3 separate regions of the Homo sapiens genome follow, and regions 1 and 2 are each linked to region 3. Evidence: chromatin loops called from intact Hi-C (ENCODE). Cell type or tissue: heart left ventricle. All regions are shown on one strand. Region 1 overlaps GREB1L (GREB1 like retinoic acid receptor coactivator). Region 2 overlaps GREB1L (GREB1 like retinoic acid receptor coactivator). Region 3 overlaps GREB1L (GREB1 like retinoic acid receptor coactivator).

Region 1 (8,000 bases), 63 kb before region 3:
TGATCTTTATGACCCGGCAAGGTAGGCGTTAATGGCCCCATTATATGCATGAGCAATCTAAGACTTTAAGTTCTTAAAATACTTGCTGAAGTTCTTAAAGTACTAAGTGACAAATCTGGGATTAGAACACAGTTCTGATTCTAAAGCACATGGTCTTTGGTCTCACTCCTAATTTCTAAGGATTATGAAGTCTATTATACTGATGGTGTTTTCTGTGTCTTTTCCATGACATATTCTAAGAGGATTCTCTAGTCACAAAGAATCATTGAACAAAAAATGCATTATGAGAGATTTTCATTGTCGACAGTCAGAGCCACACCTGAACTGTTTATCATTAGATGAGACGATAATGCTTTTCAAATGCTAAAAAGTTTTCTGAAGTTGTTCTACTACAGCCTACTAGGTAGTAAGCTCTGTGAGGAACAGGACTGAGTCTTTTAACTGTTGTGTCCCTACGTAAGAGCCTCGTGTGATTTCTGTCACACAGTACATCCTGAATAAATACTGCTGAATGAAAAAACGAGTAGTTGGATCTTCACTGCTAATTTACTCCAGCATATTAGATTTATCATTAGACTTCTATATTAAACCATCTGCTCAATTTCACTAAACAAAGTGAAAACGTTTTTTCTTTTTTTCTGAGACAGTCTCACTCTGTCGCCCAGCCTAGAGTGCAGGGGCGCCATCTTGGCTCACTGCAAGCTCCACCTCCCGGGTTCACGCTATTCTCCTGCCTCAGCCTCCCGAGTAGCTGGGACTACAAGCGCCACCACGCCCAGCTAATTATTATTATTATTTTTTTTTTTTTTTTTTTGAGACGGAGTCTCGCTCTGTCCCCCAGGCTGGAGTGCAGTGGCGCGATCTCCGCTAACTGCAAGCTCTGCCTCCCGGGTTCACGCCATTCTCCTGCCTCAGCCTCCCAAGTAGCTGGGACTGCAGGCACCCACCACCACGCCCGGCTAATTTTTGGTAGAGACGGGGTTTTTTTTAGTAGAGACGGGGTTTTTTTTAGTAGAGACGGGGTTTCACCATGTTAGCCAGAGGTCTCGATCTCCTGACCTCATGATCCGCCCACCTCGACCTCCCAAAGTGCTGGGATTACAGACGTGAGCCACCGTGCCAGGCCGAAAATGTTCTTTTTTTATGAGAGCCTTATAAAAAATGAAAATTACCATTTCTTTTCCTATGAACCATAAAAAGTCTTTAAGCTATAATTTAAGGAACTTCTATAAAGCGTGTGCAGGCTCACTTATTGATCAGTGTATTGCTAGACTTTCTGATGACACTATATAACTAGGAAGAATGTATCAAACTACAAAAATAAATACACATCATGATCAATACAATATTTGAATTCATTGCTCTATTCTTTTTCCTTTTTACTGATATTTGTGCCTGAAACATGATTTCATCTATAGTAAGACAAATTCTGAGAAACAAAAACAACAGTAGAGAAATGGCAGCAGTAGAAAAGCAACAAATCTCATGTGCTCTCTTATCTTTTTAATTATTTAAAATAAAATAAATCAAGTCTGTTATTTCTTGTGATATAGGGAAGCTATGTTGTGAAAAAGCCCAGACTCTAATATCAGAAAGTAAAATAATTCTAGATAAAGTCATTTACATTTTATATCATATAGATAGAAATATAAAGATACATAGTCCTAGTTATTTTGGGTGAACTAATGTTAAATATAAAGTGAGAATCACATCACACAAGTATAGATAGAAATATCTATCTATATGACATTGGAATGAGTGGTATGGAAAAACAACAAATAACTTACAAAGTGAATAATCCACAGATAAATAATTGAGTTGACTTGATATCAGGTCCAATATCAGAGCTGACTTGATATCAATGACTATAGAGAGTGAATTCTCTTTTCTTTATAAAATATTAATTTTTGATAAATTGCATGCTTTTTAAAAATGTCTGGTCAAAAAAGTCATTTAATTAAGCTAAGTGTTTTGAGAATTAATAAAAATGAAAAGGCCGGGCGTGGTGGCTCATGCCTGTAATTCCAGCACTTTGGGAGGCCAAGGCAGGCAGATCATCTGAGGTCAGGAGTTTGAGACCAGCCTGGCCAACATGGTGAAACCCTGTCTTTACTAAAAATACAAAGAGTAGCTGGGCGTGATGGTGGGCGCCTGTAATCCCAGCTACTCGGGAGGCTGAGGCAGGAGGATTGCTTGAACCCAGGAGGCAGAGGTTGCAGTGAGCCGAGATCATGCCACTGCACTCCAGCCTGGGTGACAAGAGCAAAACTCTGTCTCAAAAAAAAGAAAAAAAAAAAAGAAAGAAAATAAATAAATGTTTAAGAAGTTACCGCCTGTAATCCCATCACTTTGGGTGTCCGAGGTGGGCAGATCACGAGGTCAGGGGTTTAAGACCACTCCGGCCAATATGGTGAAGCCCTGTCTCTACTAAAAACACAAAAATTAGCTGGGTGTGGTGGCATGCACCTGTAGTCCCAGCTACTCGGGAGGCTGAGGCAGGAGAATCACTTGAACCTGGGAGGCAGAGGTTGCAGTGAGCCTAGACTGCACCATTGCACTCCAGCCTGGGCGATGGAGCAAGACTTCATCTCAAAAAAAGAAAAAAAGAAAAAAAAAAAAGAAGTTACTAAAAGAAAAAATGTCTCATAATTGAACTAAACTATATAATCCCCAAATAATCCTCTGGTATATTTTTTAAAATTCTGCAGTAGTTTTAAATAAATGTGTATTTTAACTCCCTCATATTGGAAGGAATTTTATAAGCATGAAACACTCACCTAAAAGTGCATTTTTTCCATGATCATCTGGTAGAAATCGCTTGTCCACAGCACAAACTAGGATGTGTTCAGGCAGATTGGGAGACTTGGCCCCCACCAGGAGGAATCCTGCTGGGATGTCAATTTGTTCCATACACAGTGATACCAAACGCAAATCCTTTCCTGCTTGACAAAAACCTAAAAACCAGTTTAAAAAAAAGGACACAGTGAAATGTTTAGTGAGATTATATCTTCTTATCACTCATTTGGAGAGTAGATTTATTTTTGAGAATCACTATTACAGACTAAATTAAAGTCCCTATACCCCTATACTCCAACCAGAAGACAAATCTGCCAAGTGTGGCCCTCTGAACAAAGCTGAAAAGACATTGAAAGGAAATATTTCCGTCTGCTTCGCTTCAGCCAAAGCGACAACTTCATATTTTTTCTTTTTTTTTTCTTTTTTTTTTTTTTTTTGAGATGGAGTCTCGCCCTGTCGCCCAGGCTGGAGTGCAATGGTGGGATCTTGGCTTACTGCAACCTCCACCTCCCAGGTTCAAGTGATTCTCCTGCCTCAGCCTCCCGAGTAGCTGAGATTACAGGCGTGTGCGCCACCACACCCGGCTAATTTTTTTTTTTTTTTTTTTTTTTAGTAGAGATGGAGCTTCCCCATGTTGGCCAGGCTGGTTTCGAACTCCTGACCTCGTGATCCACCCACCTTGGCCTCACAAAGTGCTGGGATTACAGGCGTGAGTCTGGTCAACAAGTGGGGCAATGGTGAATACACAACAAACTTTGAAAACCACGTAGTTTTTATGTGCATGTAATACGATTATTTTACTTCCAATCCAAATTCACTTCTCTAGATGGGTACAGTGTCAGAATAGAGATACTCTTTATTTTCACAGAGGAAAAGACTGAAGCTCAGAATTTGGTGACTCCTAGATGAACGGGCCAAAACTGTTACAGCATTTCACTTTTTACCATGACATGACATGACAAGATGTGACAAAATCTTACATAACCACTTTGTATATCATAATGTATTATATGAATTCATCTGTTCATTGTTTATTAAACAAACATTTGCAACAGATGCTGTCCAAGACCAGGAGATACAGAATTGAACCAAATATAACTTCCTCCAAGAACTCACATTGCAGTCATTTGGAAGAATGTATAAGGAACCAAGAATCACAGACAGTGTTATAGGGAACAGCTACAGTTCTGCTGCAAATCTTCTGGGGAATGATTCCGTCTGTACTCACTGTAATCATATGACTTCCCCAGGGAGTTGTGACACTCCAAATTGATGTGGAGCTAGGACCTGATCCAACTGGGCCACTTTGATAGCCCAACTTTCTGGCCATAGTTGATTGGTCCAAGGGTGGACATATGACATAAACAAGGCCCATCAAAGCCTTTCCCCTAGAAAATCTGAACATGGAGCCAAGGAGAGCATGGCTCAGACTGCTTAGTGCCAGCCCTGTCTCTTGACTTGGGAGGGAACTCCGTCAGCACAGGCAGGAGGCTGAAAGACTGTTCTGGCAGTATCTGGATCCCTCAGCCCGCTGTATCTGCCTTTCCCAAGGTCTGGCCATGAAACCTTTTCTTTGGAATTCTTTCAGTAATTTCTTCATTTTACCTAAGCCATTTTCAGTTGGGTTTCTGTCATTTGCAACCGAGAAAGGCTGAATAAAAGTATGATAAATGCTATTTCAGGCCGGGCGCAGTGGCTCACACCTGTAATCCCAGCACTTTCGGAGGCCGAGGTGGGTGGATCACTTAAGGTTGCGGTTCAAGTCCAGCCTTGCCAACATGGTGAAACCCTTCTCTATTAAAAATACAAAAAAAGGCCGGGCGCGGTGACCCGCACCTGTAATCTCAGCACTTTGGAAGGCAGAAGCGGGCGGATCATGAGGTCAGGAGATCGAGACCATCTTGGCTAACATGGTGAAACCCCGTCTCTACTAAAGATACAAAAAAATTAGCCGGACATGGTGGCAGGCACCTGTAGAGGCGGAGCTTGCAGTGAGCCCAGATCGCGCCACTGCACTCCAGCCTGGGCAACAGAGCGAGGCTCTGTCTCAAAAAACAAACAAACAACAACAACAACAAATTAGCTAGGCATGGTGGCACATGCATGTAATCCCAGCTACTTGGGAGGCTGAGGCAGGGGAATCACTTGAACCAGGGAGGCAGAGGTTGCAGTGAGCCAAGATCGCACCACTGCACTCCAGCCTGGGCAACAGCGTGAGACTTGCTCTCAAGAACAGGGAAAAAAACGCTATTTCAGAAAATTTTGGAAGCAAGGAGGATGCCTACCTCTCCCTACACAAACCCGAGGAGAGCACCATTATCATTGCCCAATACAAAGTAGGGAAAAACCATGCTAGATTCTCCTAGCATCAATTCATGTTATGATTTTAACCAAGTGTCAACAGATAATTGAATGCTATCAGTTACTGGCATGAGAAATAAAAAAGAAAACACCATGAAAACATTGGATGAGGCGAGGTGCAGTGGCTCACGCCTGTAATCCCAGCACTTTGGGAGGCCAAAGAGGCAGATCGCTTGGGTCCAGGAGTTCAAGACCAGTCTAGGCAACAGGGCGAAACCCCATCTCTACAAAAAAATACAAAAATTAGTCGGGCCTGGTGGTGAGTGCTTGTAGTCCCAGCTACCTAGGAGGTTAAGATGGGAGCATCCCTTGAGCTAGGGAGGCAGAGGTTGCAGTGAGCCAGGATTGTGCCATTGTACTCCAGCCTGGGTGACAGAACAAGACCCTGTCTAAATTTTTTTTTTAAAGAAAAAAAATTAAAATTTAAATTTAAAAAAATGGATGAAGCGGTGGGGCATATTAAATTTACCATATAGTTTGGGTCACCAAACCTCAAAAACAAGCCTAATAGAATTGGGAAAAGTCAACAGAAGAAAGAATAAAATTATCAAGACTGCAGGGCTCAATCATTTCAAGCTTATAGATCCCTTTTTAACATTAATAAAAGTCAATTTAAACTCTAAAAGTCAATTTAACTCTAGAAGTTCATGAATTAAGAAAAAATATAAAAACTTATGAATTCTTTAGCAATTTTAAGTGCATCTGCATTTGTTCAAAATATCATTTATATTTATTTGGAAAATAGTCATTAAATATGTCGGTCATATTACTTCGTTTACAAATATTTTTTGGAGCCTATGGATACATGGAACCCATTGGAAAAAAAAAATCTGCTGTGTCCACCCACCTCTATTAAGGAACAGGGCTCACAGGTTTGAAAGTTGGGAATTGATGATGATGATGATGGCAGCTAAAACTTATGGAGCACTTGCCATAGCCAGGCACAGTGCTAAATACTATATAGATTACCTTATTCAATGCACTCAACACTCAAGACTGGTACTAACCCTGTAGATAATCTTTCTTGTACAGCATGAATATCAAACAGTATATGAATAAACTGATCTAAGTAGGCCAGGTGCAATGGCTCACGCCTGTAATCCCAACACTTTGGGAGGCTGAGGCGGGTGGATCACCTGAGGTCAGGAGTTCGAGTCCAGCCTGGCCAACATGGCGAAATCTTGTCTCTACTAAAAATACAAACATTAGCTGGGGGTGGTGGCATGGACCTGTAGTCCCAGGCACTCGGGAGGCTGAGGCAGGAGAATTGCTTGAACCTAGGAGGCAGAGGTTGCAGTGAGCCGAGATTGCACCACTGCACTCCAGCCTGGGCAACAAGAGTGAAACTCTGTCTCAAAATAAATAAATAAATAAACAAACAAACCAATCTAAAATTACTTTCTATTTAAAATCAAGTCCTTATCACATGCCATGTAATGACAGAATTAATTTTTAAATCTCTGAATTCAAAAGATTACACACTATTATAAGAGACATTTGTGAGTCAACGATTGAGGAACACAGATCTGTTCTAACCTCTTTAATATGTAAATGAAAGAAGGGCCCCAAGAGACTAAGAAAGTGGCCCAAGGCCAAATACTCAACCACCAGAAACAGTAGATCCAGAACCCAGGTCTCTTAACTCCTAATTAACTGCTCCTTTGACCTCATTAACACCTCTCTGACTCATATACAGTCATTTATCACTTAACCACATGGATGCATTCTAAGAGGCGATTTTGTTGTGTGAACATCATAGAGTGTACTTTCACACACCCAGATGATACAGCCTACCACACATGTAGGCTAGATGGTATAGCCTAATGCCCCTAGGCTACAAACCTGGATAGCATTCTATTGTACTGAATACTATAGGCAGTTGTAACACAATGGTTAAGTATTTGTGTATCTAAACATATGTAAACACAGAAAAGGCACAGTGAAAATACGATATAAAAGATAAAAAATGACACACCTGTATAAGTCACTTAAAACAGAGCTTGCAGGACTGGAAGTTGCTCTGGGTGAGTCAGTGAGTGAGTAATGAGTGAATGTGAAGGCCTAGGACATTACTGTACACTTTGTAAATGCTGTACCCTTAGGCTACACTAAATTTACTAAAATGTTTTTTTCTTCAATAATAAATTAACCTTAGCTTACTGTAACTTTTTAACTTTATCACCTTTTTAACTTTTAAAAACCTTCTGATTCATAATAAAACTTAAAACACAAACACTTTGTATAGCTGTATAAAAACGTTTTCTTTCTTATATCCTTATTCTATAAGGCTTTTTTGTATTAAAATTTTTGTTTTGTTTTGTTTTTTACTTTTTAAACTTTTTTTGTTGGCCTGGCGCGGTGGCTCACGCCTGTAATCCCAGCACTTTGGGAGGCCAAGGCGGGTGGATCACAAGGTCAAGAGATTGAGACCATCCTGGCCAATATGGTGAAACCCCATCTCTACTAAAAATACAAAAATTAGCTGGGCATGGTGGTGGGCGCCTGTAGTCCCAGCTACTCAGGAGGTGGAGGCAGGAGAATCACTTTAACCCAGGAGGCGGAGGTTGCAGTGAGCCGAGATTGCGCCATTGCACTCCAACCTGGTGACAGCGCGAGACTCCATCTCAAAAACAAAAACAAAAACAAAAACAAACAAACAAACAAACTTTTTTGTTAAAAACTAAGGCACAAACACACACATTAGCCTAGGCCTACACAGGGTCAGAATCATCAATATCACTCTTCCACCTCCATATCTTGTCCTACTGGAAGGTCTTCAGGGCAAAAACATGCTTGGAGGGTCATCTCCTATGATAATAATGCCATCTTCTGGAATACCTCCT
Region 2 (8,000 bases), 56 kb after region 3:
ATTCGCAGTGAAATTGGTACTCTTACATTCCGGGGGAATTAAAAATTGGAAGAATCTTTTGGAAAATTATTAAGATATTATGTATCTAAAAGTATAACTTTCAACTGAATACTTTACTTCCAAAAATCTACCCTAAGGAAAAAGTACAAAGTATGCTGGGAAGGGATCCGTAAGTACAGAGTAAAACACTGGATCTCATTTAAAGTATCCAGTAAATGATAAAGAAATTTAGGCATATAATTAGATGGAATTAGGCTTCCATAAGAAATTATAATAATAACTATTCAGTAACATCACAGAAAAATATTCATGAGAGAAATACTAACTTTAAAATAAGAATATAAAATTACATATATAATTACAATTATGAAAATAAACGTTTCTGCAAAAAGCTATAAGAAGTTGGTGGGATTATAGATGCCCTTTTTCTCTATTTCTCAAATTTTCTAAAATGTAATCTTTTCTTTAAACAAGGAAGGGATTTGAAATGATGAGACAAACTGCATTTTTAGAATGATTTTAATATAAATATTAGATTTGGTAATGTCTTAATGATTTTTTTACTTTATTGAATGCTTATTTTTACAATAAGGTATTTGTCAGGAAAATTAAGAAACATGGAGTTAGCTGTAAATAACACTACTTCATAGGACATGTGTTCAGATGTATAGGAACTATTGCTATTCTAATGTAACTATTAGACTATTCTAATGTTAATTAGTTTCAAATTTCCAAAAGTCTTGAGTTTTTCTTAATGAAACATTGACATTAAGACAATCTGAATTTTAAAAATACATAATCAATTGGTTTCTGCACTGAGTTTGGCATACATATCTTTTCCTTATGATTTCTGACTGATATTTTATTCAAATCTGGACTCTGAAAATCATAATTTTTCTACACATCTACCACATGACTGGTGTTTTTTTGGTTGCATATCTTTTAGTTGGTGTTATGAATTGCTCAAGGATTAGTATTCTGACTTCAAAGTACTGAGAAACAGTTGATACCAGAACATTTTACACCCAGAACACTTTACACTGAGTGCTCTCAATACCACCAAGTACCAAAAATTCAGGTACGAAGCAAAAGTGTGCTAAATGTTAAATGTAAAATTCTCAACATTTACCACTAAACTTCATGTTTTGAGGAGGATGCTGTTGTAACTTTATTTATTTATTTATTTATTTATTTATTTATTTATTTATTTTTTTTTTTTGAGATGGAGTCTTGCTCTTGTTGCCCAGGCTGGAGTGCAATGGCACGATCTCGGCTCACTGAAACCTCTGCCTCCCAGGTTCAAGCGATTCTCCTGCCTCACCCTCCCAAGCAGCTGGGATTACAGACGCCTGCCACCACGCCTGGCTAATTTTTATATTTTTAGTAGAGATGGGGTTTCGCCATGTTGGCCAGGCTGGTCTCGAACTCCTGACTTCAGGTGATCCACCCGCCTCGGCCTCCCAAAGTGCTGGGACTACAGGCATAAGCCACTGTGCCCAGCCTTGTTGTAACTTTAATATCCTTCAATCTATAAGCCTAAATGGCTTCAACACTAAATAAAAAGTCACTTGTCATGGCTATACCCATTTCGACAGGCCTCATGAGTTTTTGTTGTGTTTTATCAGCAGGCCCTAGAGTAAGGAGAACATTTTTGGCACTTTCTTGCTTTCACTCTTCTTCCTTACTTCCATTCTCTCACACATTCATTGAGCAGACTCAATGTACCGGACACTGAAGATACAGAGATAAAAAATGAGATCCCTGCCCTCAAGAAGCTCAAAATAGAATTGGGCAGACAGACAAGTCACAGAGCATGACGGTCTGGTGGCTCATGCGGTATGACAGGGTGCAGCACGGCATGGTGTGGATGGCATGACAGGGGTGACAGGGAGTTGAGTTTTGACTATGTTCAGTTTGAGATCACATTAGAACATCTAGGCATGCAGATCTCCTAGTAGGCACTTAATGGAGGAGTTTACACAAAGGCCTAGGCTGGGACTAGAGATTTACAAATCATTAGTACAAAGGTCATGGGATTGCCTAGGAAGAAGGTGACAAAAGGGGCTAAGGATTGAAATTCTACTTAAGAGGCAGGAAAATGAGTAAGAGCATGCAAAGCAGCTGAGGAAAAACCAAAGTGGGAAACTAAAAGAGAACAGTATCAACAAAGAAAATGAAGCACATTTTAAGAATGAGGCAAAAGCCAACTCTATCATAAGCGCCAAAGAATCCAAGAAGACAAGGATGAAAAGGGTACCCCTAGCATGGCAACCTGGCCAGGGCACCTGCACGAGCCTCACAGGAGGCTAAATCTTATGACATAGTGAGGAACTGGTGACAAGTGGACAGCCTGTATTCAAAAGGCTGGGCTGGGCCGGGCACGGTGGCTCACGCCTGTAATCCCAGCGCTTTGGGAGGCCGAGGCAGGCGGATCACAAGGTCAGGAGATTGAGACCATCCTGGCTAACACGATGAAACCCCGTCTCTACTAAAAATACAAAAAATTGGCTGGGCGTGGTGGTGGGTGCCTGCAGTCCCAGCTACTTGGGAGGCTGAGGCAGGAGAATGGCGTGAACCCAGGAGGCGGAGCTTACAGCGAGCCAAGATCGCACCACTGCACTCCAGCCTGGGCGACAGAACAAGATTCCGTAAAAAAAAAAAAAAAAAAAAAAAAAGGGCTGGGCTGTAAAGGGAAGGAGAGCTGTGTAGGACAATTGGTGAGAAATGGAGGATCCAAAGAAGTATCAAAAACGCTTCCTTTCTTCCTTTTCTTTCTTTCCTTCTTTCTCCCCACCTCATCTCCCTCTCTCTTCCTTCTTTCCTTCCTTCTTCCCTTTCTTCCTTTTTTTAATAGAAAGACTAGAAATGAACTAATTTATAAGCTAAAGAAAACATTTTAGAGATAAAATGCTTACAATAAAGCAGAAGGAAGGTGTCACAAGTGGATTCCTCACTCTGAGGAATGAGACAAGGTTAAGATCCAGGACTTACTACATGAAGGCCTCCATTTTCTCTGTGCAGTAGAAGCCAAGTTCATTTTCAGAGAGCTGGAAAGGATGGTGGAACAGGCATGCTGATGTGAGAGAAGAAAGGTTAGGCTGGCCACCCTTTAGAGGTAACTGGAGAGGAGCTTATTTGGAATCATGTAAGATTTCAGGGCAGCGTTCCCAGCCCAGGGGAGAGACCGTGAATGTAGAACGGGTGGGAATGAACCACCCATTTCCCAGGTTGTGTGAATTTCTTCAATAAAACTCAACAACCTGAGTGCAAGAGCAAAGAAGAATAAATGGTTGGAGAGTTAGGTATTGATGAAGGTCAGAGAATGGGTCTTAAAAACACCGAGGCCTCCGGGACTGGTTTACCACGGAAGAGGTGGTGTCGCAGAAGAAGGTCATCAGGGTAGAAAGACTGGTCGATTGAGGACTGATCCAATGGGAATAAATGCATAAGAGAGGACAGGTCTTATGTAGGCATTCGCATGTAAAAACCTGACCCAAGACAAGTTCAAGATAAAACAGAATGAGAATGAGGAAGGAACCTCAAGAGCCCAACTGGTCCATTCTCCTGAAGCTAAACGGAACCACCAAAAACCATCCCAAAGAGAAGAGACTCTACATTGTCTTCCAAGACCACCAACAGTGGATTTTTCTTTATATAAGAGGTCAGGAAACTGAGACTAAACATCGCTGGTTTTGACGTCACATTCAACGACGTCACATTCAACTCCGTCACTGTAGCTCAAATGCAGTCAGAGACGATATGCAAGTGAACAAGCATGGCCATGTTTCAATAAAACTTTATTTTCAAAATAAGACATGGACTGGATTTGGTCTAGGATGAGTTTGTCAACTTCTGCCCTAGATCCCTTTCTTCTGAGGTATTTGTTCTTTTAAAATTGATTGGAAGAATGTTTTATATGTAGAGAATATTAACACTTTATTTTATTTAATCCTGTCATCCAGGCTGTCATCCAGGCTGGAGTGCAGTGGTGCAATTTCAGCTCACTGCAACCTCTGCCTCCCAGGTTCAAGTGATTCCCCTGCCTCAGCCTCCCGAGTAGCTGGGATTACAGGCGAGCACCACCACGCCCAGCTAATTTTGCATTTTTAGTAGAGATGAGATTTCACTATGTTGGCCAGGCTTTTTGTTTATTATATATACTGCTACTGCACTTCAGCCTGGGCAAAAGAAGAAGACCCCAGCTCTAAAAAAATAAATAATTAAAAATTTTAAAATAACATACTTGTAACAAAAATATTTTCCCCCACTTATTTAAACCTATTTCCTACATTTCTCTCAACTAGTTTAGTTTCTCTCCTTCCCTTTATGAAATATAACCAACATTTTTATTTATTTATTTAGAGACAGAGTCTCACTCTGTCACCAGGCTGGAGTGCAGTGGTGCAATCTTTGCTCACTGCAACCTCGACCTCCTGGGTTCAAGCTATTCTCCTGCCTCAGCCTCCTGAGTAGCTGGGATTACAGGCGTGTGCCACCATGCCTAGCTAATTTTTGTATTTTTAGTAGAGATGGGGTTTCACCGTGTTAGCCAGGATGGTCTCGATCTCCTGACCTCGTGATCGGCCCACCTCGGCCTCTCAAAGTGCTGGATTACAGGCATGAGCCACCAAGCCCAGACTATTTTATTTTTTTCATTGTTATTACAAGTGTGGTATTTTAAAATTTTTTAAATTAATTATTATTATTTTTTTAGAGATGGGGTCTTGCTGTGTTGCCCAGGCTGGAGTGCAGTAGCGCACTCATAGTTCACTGCAGCCTTGAATTCCTGGGCTTAAGCGATCCTCCCACATCAGCCTCCCAAGCAGCTGGGACTATGGGTGCACTCCACCAGGCCTGCCTAGTTTTCTTGTAGAGACAGGGTTTCACCATGTCACCCAGGCTGGTCTCAAACTCTTAAGCTCAAGTGATCTGCCCACCTCAGCCTCTCAAAGTGCCAGGATTACAGGCATGTGTCATTGTGCCTAGCCGGTATTTTTAATTGAAAAATAAAAACTAAATAAATTTGCCGGGCATGGTGGCACATGTCTGTGGTCACAGCTACTCAGGAGGCTGAGGTGGGAGAATCACCTGAGCCTGGGAAGTGGAGACTGCAGTGAGCCGTTATCATGCCACGGGACTCCAGCCTGGGCAACAGAGTGAGACCCAGTCTCAAAAAATAAAAATAAAAATTGTGTTGTTTGTGTGTGTGTATATATATATATACTTGGTATTTGCTATGATCTGAATGTTTGTGTCACTCCAAAATTCATATGTTGAAATCCTAACCCCCAAGGTGATGGTTTTAGGAGTTAAGTTTTTGGGAGGTAATCAGGTCATAAGGTTATATCCCTCATGAATGAAATTAGTGACCTTATAAAAAAGACCCCAGAGAGCTCCATTGCCCCCTCTACCATGTGAGGATACAGCTAGAAGGCATCATCTGTGAATCAAGAAATGGACCCTTAGCAGATACCAAATCTGTTGGTGCCTTGATCTTGGACTTCCAAGCGTCTAGAATTGTAAGAAATAAATATTTGTTGTTGATAAGCCAACCAGTTTGTGGTATTTTTGTTATAGCAACCAAAATGCACTAAGACAGTATTTACATATCTTATTCTAAAATATTTTATGATGGCTAAAATGTTTATTATACATTGTCATCTAAAACAGTAAGTTTTTCTTTCATTTTTTTTTAATCACATGCACAAATGCATTAAAGTAAAGATCCAGTGGCCTTACCATGGTCTGGAGGCCCATGCTTACATCTCCACCTGTCCTGTCCCTCCAGCCGATGGCCCTAGCCTTCTTTCTCAGTTCCTCCCGTGTGTCAAGCACTTCCTCTTAGCACCTTCAAACATTCTGAAGTGCTCTCTCCCCTACTCTCCATTGTGCTTTGTCTCAATCTTCCTCTTCATCTCAACACAGAAAACCTCTTCAAAAACTTTCTTAAATCTCCAAGACAAATTATGAACTCCCAGTTAGTCTAACCTTTTCTAGCCCTCATCCCAACGAATAAAATCATTTAATTATATAATTACAGATTAGTGTGTGTATTAGTTATCTTCTGTTTGCGTAGGAACTCACTGAATGTTGGTTGAATTAATGAATAGACAATTAAAATAGTTAAGTATGACAAATATTATTAATAAAATAAAAATCTCATTTATTCTTCACAGATGTGAAATATAAGGCCACTCAAACTGAACAGCATACTTAATATATTTATGAAAAAAATTTAAGATCTTCACCTCATAATCACTTGAATAGAACTAGATGTGACAAAATATTACTACATATGTTAATTATTTGTGAGCAGCTAGTTCAAATTATCATTATCATTTATGCTACAAACTTTTGTTTTTTGTTTTTTTTGAGATGGAGTCTCATTCTGTCACCCAGGCTGGAGTGCAGCGGCACAATCTCAGCTCACTGCAACCTCCGCCTCCCGGGTTCAAGCGATTCTCCCTGCCTCAGCCTCCCCAGTAGCTGGGATTACAGGCACCCGCAACCACATCGAGTTAATTTTTGTATTTTTAGTAAAGATGGGGTTTCGCCATGTTGGCCATGCTGGTCTCAAACTCCTGACCTCAGGTGATCCACCCGCCTCAGCCTCCCAAAGTACTGGGATTACAGGCATGAGCCACTGTGCCCAGCCTGCCAGAGAAAAACATTTTTATAAAAATTATATAAATAAAAATTTTCATGAATTTAAAACTAGCTTTTTCTCTTTTTAGTCTGAAGTTTTACTCTTGTCAATACATGCATTTATCTATTTGGACATTAATTCAATTACATCTTTTTTTATTATCTTCTTGGCATTAGGCCCTGGTGATTAAAAGATGAACTGTACATAGTCTTCACCCTCTGAGTTTTGAGCCAAGTGAGATGTATGCCAACCAGTTATTACAGCTAAGGGGTAGCCCAGCACAGAAGTAAATGCAGTGAGCTGCTTATTGTCTGGAGAGGTCAAGGAAGGTGTTTTGGAAATAACGTGCTTGAGGCTGCCTCATATTTTAACCGTTGATAAAGAGGAAAAGTAGGTGAAATATCTTTAAGAAATATCAAAAAATTATAAGTCCATTTATAACTTCTTATGAAAGCCATTTTTTACATTTGTAAAAAAATACCTTTATCCATTTTGTCAGCTGTCTTCAGTGACAACTAGATTTCACTCAACTGCAGTGTGGCAGAGGCTGGCTAGATGCACAGCAAACCCACTTCCTCTCCCTGGAGACAAGGTCGAACATTTCCTAGCTCTGACAATGGAACGTGGCTGATGTGAAGGACAAGACAGTTAAGAGTTGTTTGCCTTCCCTATATGCTCTCTTCCTTCCACAGCAATCTTGAAGTCTAGAATTGGAAGATAGTAGTGGAACAAGATGAAAGGACCTGGATCCCTGAGTGACGGCAAGGAGAAGTGTCTCACCGTGTCAGACTACAGCATGAGCAAGTAATTAAGCCAGTGGAATTTTAAGGATGTGTGCTACAGCAGTTAGCTTATCCTAATGAATCATTCCATTGTGAGGGTAGTGTGTAGTCAATCATAATTTTAAAGAACATAATGAATGACAGATATTCTTAGTCCTGTTTTTAGTATCTACCCCCACTTCTTTGCTAACAGGACTCCAGTTTTGTTTGGGGTGCCAATTTGCACAGCTTTAAGGGAAGATTTTGGTTGGTCTAAACTCATCATGAGAATTCTGTTCCCCACGCTTTTAGCCTCCCCTGTAGTGAGGGATGGTCATGCAGCCCAGTTCTAGCTAAGAAACCTAATGGAAAGTCCACCGCAGGGATTTCTGGGAAAGGTTTTCCTTCCCTGATAAAAGAAACCTGCATGGCTGGCATCATCCCTTTTTCCCCTCTACTTAACTTAAACAGCAACCTGCATGAGTGGGGGCTACATTCTGGACTAACATAATAAATGCATTCTTTTTTTTTTTTTTTTTTTTTGAGACAGGGTCTTGCTGTCACACAGGCTAGAATGCAGTGGCAAGACTATA
Region 3 (8,000 bases):
GTCACTAAGATTAATGGAGCATCAGTAAAATATGTTAGGTACAAATGACCCACTTTTATGTACTGCCAGAACAATTTAGCAAGGGTTTAGGAAGGAGAAAACCCAAAGTTCTTTTCCACTGAATTCATACAGCTAGTGGGGGGATAAATTGATTGTTCTCTTTTAATGGTAGGCTCACAAAGACAAAGAGAGAAACATTTTCTGTAACTGGCTATATTTTTTATTAATTAGTAAACTTTTATCTTCAAATGTTCTAAGTCATCAAGATGAATTACCTCCAGTTTTAATTAAAGCCTCTCAAAGGTTAATTCATCCTGCTAAAAGAGAGCACAAAAGGATAATAATGGGGCAATTTTTTTTTTTTTTGAGATGGGGTCATACTCTGTCACCAGGCTGGAGTGCAGTGGCGCAATCTCAGCCTACTGCAACCTCCGCCTCCTGGGTCCAAGTGATTCTCCTGCCTCAGCCTCCTGAGTAGCTGGGAGTACAGGCGTGTGCCACTATGCCCGGCTAATTTTTTTTGTTGTTGTTTGTTTTAGTAGAGACGGGGTTTCACTGTGTTAGCCAGGATGGTCTCGATCTCCTGACCTCGTGATCAATAATGGGGTGATTTTTTTATCCAGCAAGACAAAATGTAACAGAATCATCAATTCCCTCTTCACAAAGGAAGAAGAAAACTTTTTTGGACTTTTATTTTCCTGGAACTGTTTCTTAAACACTTTCTATGTTTCATGAGAATCATCACTTTAGTTTTATCATCTTCAAAAAACTCAAACTGGATATGGAACTGATAATAAAGTTTAGATCCTGCTCAAAACTCAAAATTTCTAAATTTTGAACCTAAATCTATTTACCCAGGTACTGATACCAAGTGGAATTAAAACAAGACTCACTCACTTCGTCATGGCTACAAACTCTTACAAAAATCTGAATCGGACCCTACAATTACTATAGTTACTGCAAAACTTACTAACATTAGCTAATATTTAACGCACATTTTAATGATTTTGTCTTGAGGAATGTAATAGTTCATTTTTATTTAAAACCAAGGTTTGACTACCATTTCACAATAGCAATGTTGGGGCCCTAGGAAAGGTAGGGAAGAAGTATCTAAAGTGGTACAGTCACTAGAAATGTAATTTTTTTTTTTTTTTAGGCAAGATCTTCGTCAGTCGGTCACCAAGGCTGGAGTACAATGGCACAACCATGACTCACTGCAGCCTCAACCTCCCAGACTCAAGCAATCCTCCCACCTTAGTCTCCCAAGTAGCTGGGACTACAGGTACATGCCATTACTTTGAGCTAATTTTTAAATTTTTTGTAGAGATGGGGTCTTGCTGTGTGGCCCAGGCTGCTTTTGAACTCCTGGCCTCAAGCAATCCTCTCACCTCAGCCTCCCAAAGTGTTGGGATTACAGGGGTGAGCCACCAAACCCAGACTAGAATTCTTTTTTTTTTTTTTTTGAGACAGAGTTTTACTCTTGTCCCCCAGGTTGGAGTACAATGGCATGATTTCGGCTCACCACAACCTCCACCTCCTGGGTTCAAGCGATTCTCCTGCCTTAGCCTCCCAAGTAGCTGGGATTACAGGCACCTGCCACCACACCCAGCTAATTTTTGTATTTTTAGTAGAGACAGGGTTTCACCATGTTGGCCAGGCTGGTCTCAAACTCCCAACCTCAGGTGATCCGTCTGCCTTGGCCTCCCAAAGTGCTGAGATTACAGGCATGAGCCACCATGCCCGGCCTTAGAAATCTATTCTTAAGGCTCTGATATAAAACTATTACCCTGATGATATAATCACAGAGTAACTAAGATAATACATTATACATAACATAAATATTGTATCACTATCACTATACAATTAATAGTTAATAAATGAACCCAGTTATAATAAATGAACCCAGTGCATGCGAGTGTGTATATGTGCATGTATAGTAATACATCCTTCCAGGCACCAGACTTCTGGGAAACCTCTACTACCTAGCCTAGAACCAGTTAGATACCCAGAAATAAGAGAGACCGTATGTGCGCGCGCGCGCGCGCGTGTGTGTGTATTAACATAGGGTCTCTGTCACCCAGGCTGAAGTGCAGTGGTGTAATCATGGCTCACTGCAGTCAGCCTCAACCTCCTGGGCTTAAGTGATCCTCCTACTTCAGCCACCTAAGCAGGTGGGACTACAGGTATATGTCATCACACCCAGCTAATTATCTAACTTTTTGTAGAGACAGGGTCTCACTATGTTGCCCAGGCTGGTCTCGAACTCCTGGGCTCAAGTGATTCTACCATCTCAGCCTTCCAAAGTGCTGGGATTACAGGTGTTGAGCCACTTCACCTGGCCAAAAATAAATTTTTACAGTGGTAGGCCAGGTGTGGTGGCTCACGCCTGTAATCTCAACACTTTGGGAGGGTGAGGCAGGTAGATCACTTGAGGTCAGGAGTTCAAGATCAGCCTGGGCAACATGGTGAAAACCCACCTCTACTAAAAATATAAAAATTAGCTGGGCATGGTGATAGGCACCTGTAATCTCAGCTACTTGAGAGGCTGAGACTGGAGAATCGCTTAAACCCAGGAAGTGGAGATGGCAGTGAGCCAAGATTGTGCTACTGCACTATAGCCTGGGCAACAGAGCCAGACTCCATCTCAAAAGAAAAAAAAATTTTTTTTTTTTTAGAGTGGAATAAGAAAATAAACGGAACTGGTTTGTTTTGTAGGTACAGGCTTACCCTCAGGTATAAAGCAAAATAGCCATTTACCAGCAACATGATAAATACATTCTAGGGAGAAGAGATAACATAACTTACCTGAAAGAAAGAGACTCCATTTGTATAAAAAGTGACAGTAGAAATAAAAATGCGGCTGCTCAGGCCACTTAGCATAGAGGCAAATAACCCTACACCATGCTTCAACAGTCCCTGAGGATGACAATGTATTTCAATGTAGTACAACAGCAGATCTTCATATTTATGACCCTGGGTCAGTTAATGTGCATTATTTAAAAGCCAGAGTATTAACTAATGAATTTTAGGAAGATTTTTCATTGAAATCTTTTTTGTTGTTGTTGTTTAAGTTTTGAAGTTTCAGTTATCTGGAAAATAAAGTTACTTGGAACAACTTTACTATTCTTATGTTCCATGAAATATATTGAGTCTCTAACTTTCAAAGGTTTTTCAGAATACCAATTTGTTTTGTTCAGAGTGACTGTGAAGAATGTAAATACCTTAAATATTATCACTATTTACAACTAAATTAAATCATACAATTAAGTGAATTTTTTAAAGATACCTTTTCAGATTATAGAATTCATTGCCTTGTTAAAAACTGTGTTTATTAATCTTCTGTACAATTTTTGGTTGTACTGCCCGTATCTCCTCTGCCATATCACTACAAGAAACTGTTCCTGGTTTGTAATAAGTTATCACCTACATTATTATGTCATTGTTAAAGCTGATATACAAACTCAGGTATTAAGGTTTCTGAAGATCTGCATGAGGAACAGGAGGAGGAATTTCTTGAAACAGAAATTCCAGATTCATTCATTACTCCTTGAATGTCATGGATGTAATCCAGGGGTCTCCAAGAATTCTTAGAAGACAACAGAATAAGAAGATTTTAGAGCAGCTGAAATCTTTAACTCTCTTTCTTTGAAAATCTTCTGTCACAAGTCAGAAGGATAATGTCTCTTTTTACCCAATGAGAAAGCTGTTCTCACACGAGCATAATTAATCTTCTGACACCATGACAAAGAAATTCCTTAAAGGGATTTCTCCGATTTCCTCTCAAGACAGAAGATTGTCTTTATCCATCATCTGTTCTTCCTGATCCCTTCTTTTTGAATATCCACATCAGCAGAATTGTCCATCAGAGGAGACAGCAGGAGGGAAATCTCTGCATGATTGATAGGGCCCCAATGCTCTGCATGCCTATTTAAGTGCAAGCATCTATTGTTGCAAACTTACTTTACAGCAGTTAAACAAATATAATAGTCACCAATTCAACCATTGTGTAGCTCAGACTTGACTAAAACTAGTAAGTGAAGTTTGCTAATGACAAGGCACTGATTTTGAAGCCAGAAAAAAACTCCGCAGATGAAATAGCCTGATGTTGATTTATAAAAAAGAAATTCTCAAAACTATGGAACAGTATATGTATATTAGAAAGTGTTATAACCTATACTGTATGCAGATGGACATTTCCATTAAAGAGCAAGAAAAAGCCAATACTTATATAATGTTGTGATTTTTAAAAATTCTAACAGTCACTCAGTGCTTTTTACCTCCATTAATGCTATCTAGGTCGGGAGGAAGTGGGGAGTTGGGATGGCATATGTTATCATCCAAAAAAAAATTAGGTATGTCAAGGAAGCAAGTTTGCTTCTGACACTCCCTTAAAATTTTTTTTTTCAGACTCATTCTAGTAAAGTTTTTTCAAAGAGAGACTTAGGTATGTCTGTGTGTTCTTACCCCCCTCAGTGGAAGAAAACCAAAGGCCATTTGAGACTTCCTGTGAGTACTTGCCACTTCCATGGGTGGGACTAATGAGTCAGAGCAGTATAGGTCAGTTTCAAGTGGAGGAGCAAAACATGCAGGGCAAAGGTCCAATCCACAGAAAATGCAAGCTGGGCTCTACATTCAAAGCAATCAACACGAAATGGAAACGGATCTAGAGATTTCTAAGTGGTGGTAAGAGCGCACCCAGTATCAACAGCAGAGGTTACAGCATGCTCTGTGTTCTTTACAGATGCTGCCAAGAGAGGCCACTTAAGGCCAGACACTAGGACACACTGACACCATGCATTCTGTCTGTACCACAGTGACCTTGAATACTCAGTTCTGGACGCACCCTGTGAAAATATTTGTTTATCCTTCCCAATTTCCAAATAATGAGGCCAGCCCTCACGAGCCAGGGCTGCAGCTCGTTGGTGCTGCCCTTGGCATGGTTAGGACAGACTGCCACTGCCTGGCCCTACTCTGGGGCTTCTTCTCCAGCTGACCTGCCTGCCCAGCCAACAGAGCAATTGACAGCTGACCCATAGCCAGGACCCACATGTTCTATAAGAACTGGCTTAATTATGGTTTTTCTTCAGTTACAAAGTTAAATGCAGGATTGATGACCCCTTTGAAGACCTAGGGAAAAAGTTATATCCAAGATAAAGACCCCCCCCCCCCAAAAAAAAAACCATTGTGGGTAAAGAGGAGTGCCAAGAAATTGGAATGTAGGATATACTCCAGAATTTGAATACAGAGAATCTGGAAATCAAGAAAGAGTGAGTTGGTAGTGAAAGTAACACAGGAGAGGGGGCTAGATGGGAAATGCATGCAGCAGCCCAGAGGGAACTCTAAAGTGTTCCCTCAGCAGCAGAGGACCAGAAATTAACAGGATTGTGAGGGTTGTTTTGGGGAAGGGGGACCAATCCTCATTGTTTTTGTTTACCTATTTTGCATCATAAGGCATCTCGTCAAGGAGACCAATAAACATTTACTAATGGTTAGAATGAAACTTGAGCAATAGGCTACTAATGCTGCTCAAAGCCAGGTGCGTAAGACCCAGGAAAAGGTCTGGAAAGTCTTCCTTGGACACTCTGGGTGGAAAAGCAATCAAGTCCTTGAGATTAAGTCCAAGTTCAAAAGGAGTATCTTTTTGCCCACAATTATCCTTGGAGTTAAATCATTCATGAGAAAAAAAAATACCAGTGCTCACAAAAAAACTCAAGGAAAAGCAAACATTTCATTATTTTGCCCTTCAGAGATCTTTGTAAGACAAGGGTCAATTGTAATATGGTCCATTACAATTTTTTTTTTTTTTTTTTTTTTTAGACAGAGTCTCACTCTGTCGCCCAGGCTGGAGTGCAGTGGCCTGATCTCTAATCACTGCAACCTCCACCTCCCAGGCTTAAGCCATTCTCGTGCCTCAGCCTCCCAACTGGTTGGGATTACAGGGACACACCACTATGCCTGGCTAATTTTCGTATTTTCAGTAGAGATGGGGGTGGCACCATATTGGCCAGGCTGGTCTCAAACTCCCAGCCTCAAGCAATCTGCCTGCCTTGGTCGCTCAAAGGGCTGGGATTACAAGGTGTGAGCCACTGTGCCTGGCCTCCATTACAATATTTTAAGTCTAATTGTGCTTACAGCAGTGACTCTGGATTAAGACATATGCTGACTGGATCCCAGCTCCCCCACATTTCAAGGGTGTGTGTGACTCAGTCTCTCTTTGCTTCAGTTAACTCATCTGTAAAGTGGGGATAATAATAATGGTGACTACCATTCACAAGGTGGTTTTAACAATTAAATACAAATCCTGACATTTGGCAAACAGTACATAATAACTGATTACTATCATTTCCTGTTTTCCCCTTTCCCCCTGATTCATACAACCCCCTAAGTGGACACACCCAGTTCTATGTCTGGGAGTTCATCTTGAGACACATACACACACATGCACACATATTCACATATGCACGTACACACACACACATGCACGTATCAGATGCATCAGCCTTCAGTGCTAAGAAAGGAGCAGGTCCAACAGATTAAGCCAAATAGACCCCCCTGAGCAAGTGAGAGAATAGAATGAAGAAGTTAGGCAGAACAAGCAAAGAAGATCAGGGCAGGCCAGGGTGACATGAGGGCTGGACACAATTTCTCAGGACTCCATTTGAACTACTGCAGACTTTCTGTGCCTAATTCTGCTTCATGCAGCTCAGCTGGACCACTGGTCAGTTTCCTGGTTGTCTTGGCACTATTTTCAGGTTGGGGTCTTACTGGGATACACAAAGCATATCCTGTACTTGCTTTTATTTCACTCGATTCAATGCATTGGGACAGATGCTGAGGATACACACATGAACAAGACTACACTATCCAGAAGTTCACAGCTCAGACAATTCCATCCAGTGTGATTAGGGCTCTCATAGAGGAGCACACACAGTGCTTAAACATCCTGGGGAACGGGGGGGGGCAATGGCACTGAATCAGGACTTCAAAGATGACCAGGAGTTCATGACAGAGAAAGGTTGAAGCTGAAGACATTCTTCATAAAGAAACAGGCAGAAGTAGGTGTAGCTTTATGTGGGTCCTGAAGTTAGGCTAGAGAGTGGAGCTAGGTTAAGAAAGGCTGGGGTTGGCCGGGCGCTGTGGCTCACGCCTGTAATCCCAGCACTTTGGGAGGCTGAGGCGGGCGGATCACGAGGTCAGGAGATCAAGACCATTCTGGCCAACATGGTGAAACCCCGTCTCTATTAAAAATACAAAAAAAATTAACCGGGCATGGTGGTAGGCACCTGTAGTCCCAGCTACTCGGGAGGCTGAGGCAGGAGAATGGCGTGAACCCGGGAGGCAGAGCTTGCAGTGAGCCGAGATCGCAGCCACTGCACTCCAGCCTGGGTAACAGAGTGAGACTCCGTGCCCCCCACCTCCCCACCCCACCAAAAAAAAGAAAAAAAAAGAAAGGTTGGGGCCTTCTTCTTTCTTCCTTTTTTTTTTTTTAACAGATAAAAGGGAGTCCTTGAAGACTGTACTCAAAAGAATGGTGTGATCAAATGTGCTTTTCAAAAAGATAATTCACAGGAGATAATTCAAAAAGATAATTCAAAGATAAAAATGGAAGAGTGGGAACAGGAAGAGGAACAGTCCAAAAGCAGGGAGCCCAGTAGGGAGATGACTACAATGGTCTAGATGAGAGATGAGGAGGGACTGGCAAGGAGAGTGGAGCTGAGATGTCGTTTATTTAAGGCTTACGTAGGATGCTGAGTCGACAGGGTTTAGTGACCCAACAGGTCTGGGACATGAGGAAGGGAGGGAAGCCTAGGATAACTGGGAAGTTTCTAGTTTGAGGACTTCAGCAAATGTCATCCCATTAATTTGGATGGGAGTGTTGCCCTTTGTATGTGTGTGAGTTGAATTTGCATCATGACATGCCTGAGGGCCTTTCTGTTTACCTTGTGTTACTAACACCTGGACTCCCCAGGAGGGAATTCAAGAACAGATTGGAACCTTAG

Evidence for each region. Peaks named below come from ENCODE experiments on the same cell type or tissue, not always from the same donor. Only the 100,000 strongest peaks of a DNase experiment are listed, where the experiment ranks them.
Region 1: it touches region 3 in a loop (2.7-fold over the local background); 10 of 110 quality-filtered maps call a loop at or near these places.
Region 2: a loop joins it to region 3, with 2.5 times the contacts of the local background. A loop is called at or near these places in 15 of 110 quality-filtered maps.

Annotation. Positions count from the first base shown.
Region 1 is chr18:21,390,339-21,398,338 of GRCh38, reverse strand. GREB1L (GREB1 like retinoic acid receptor coactivator) reads right to left here. Exons shown (of 33, transcript NM_001142966.3): 5 at 2,778-2,954. All of the region lies in intron 2 of GREB1L-AS1 (GREB1L antisense RNA 1), which reads left to right. Among named protein-coding and RNA genes, the nearest start is that of GREB1L-AS1, 57 kb to the left of the region's middle. RefSeq lists an enhancer at 6,492-7,344. In heart left ventricle, no CTCF peak of the experiment used is centred here; no DNase peak of the experiment used is centred here; H3K27ac peaks cover 271 bases.
Region 2 is chr18:21,271,600-21,279,599 of GRCh38, reverse strand. The region is part of intron 1 of GREB1L (GREB1 like retinoic acid receptor coactivator); the gene reads right to left. Among named protein-coding and RNA genes, the nearest start is that of GREB1L-DT, 33 kb to the right of the region's middle. In heart left ventricle, no CTCF peak of the experiment used is centred here; no DNase peak of the experiment used is centred here; H3K27ac peaks cover 997 bases.
Region 3 is chr18:21,327,139-21,335,138 of GRCh38, reverse strand. The region is part of intron 1 of GREB1L (GREB1 like retinoic acid receptor coactivator); the gene reads right to left. Among named protein-coding and RNA genes, the nearest start is that of GREB1L-DT, 88 kb to the right of the region's middle. In heart left ventricle, no CTCF peak of the experiment used is centred here; a DNase peak (open chromatin) is centred at 4,940; H3K27ac peaks cover 1,455 bases.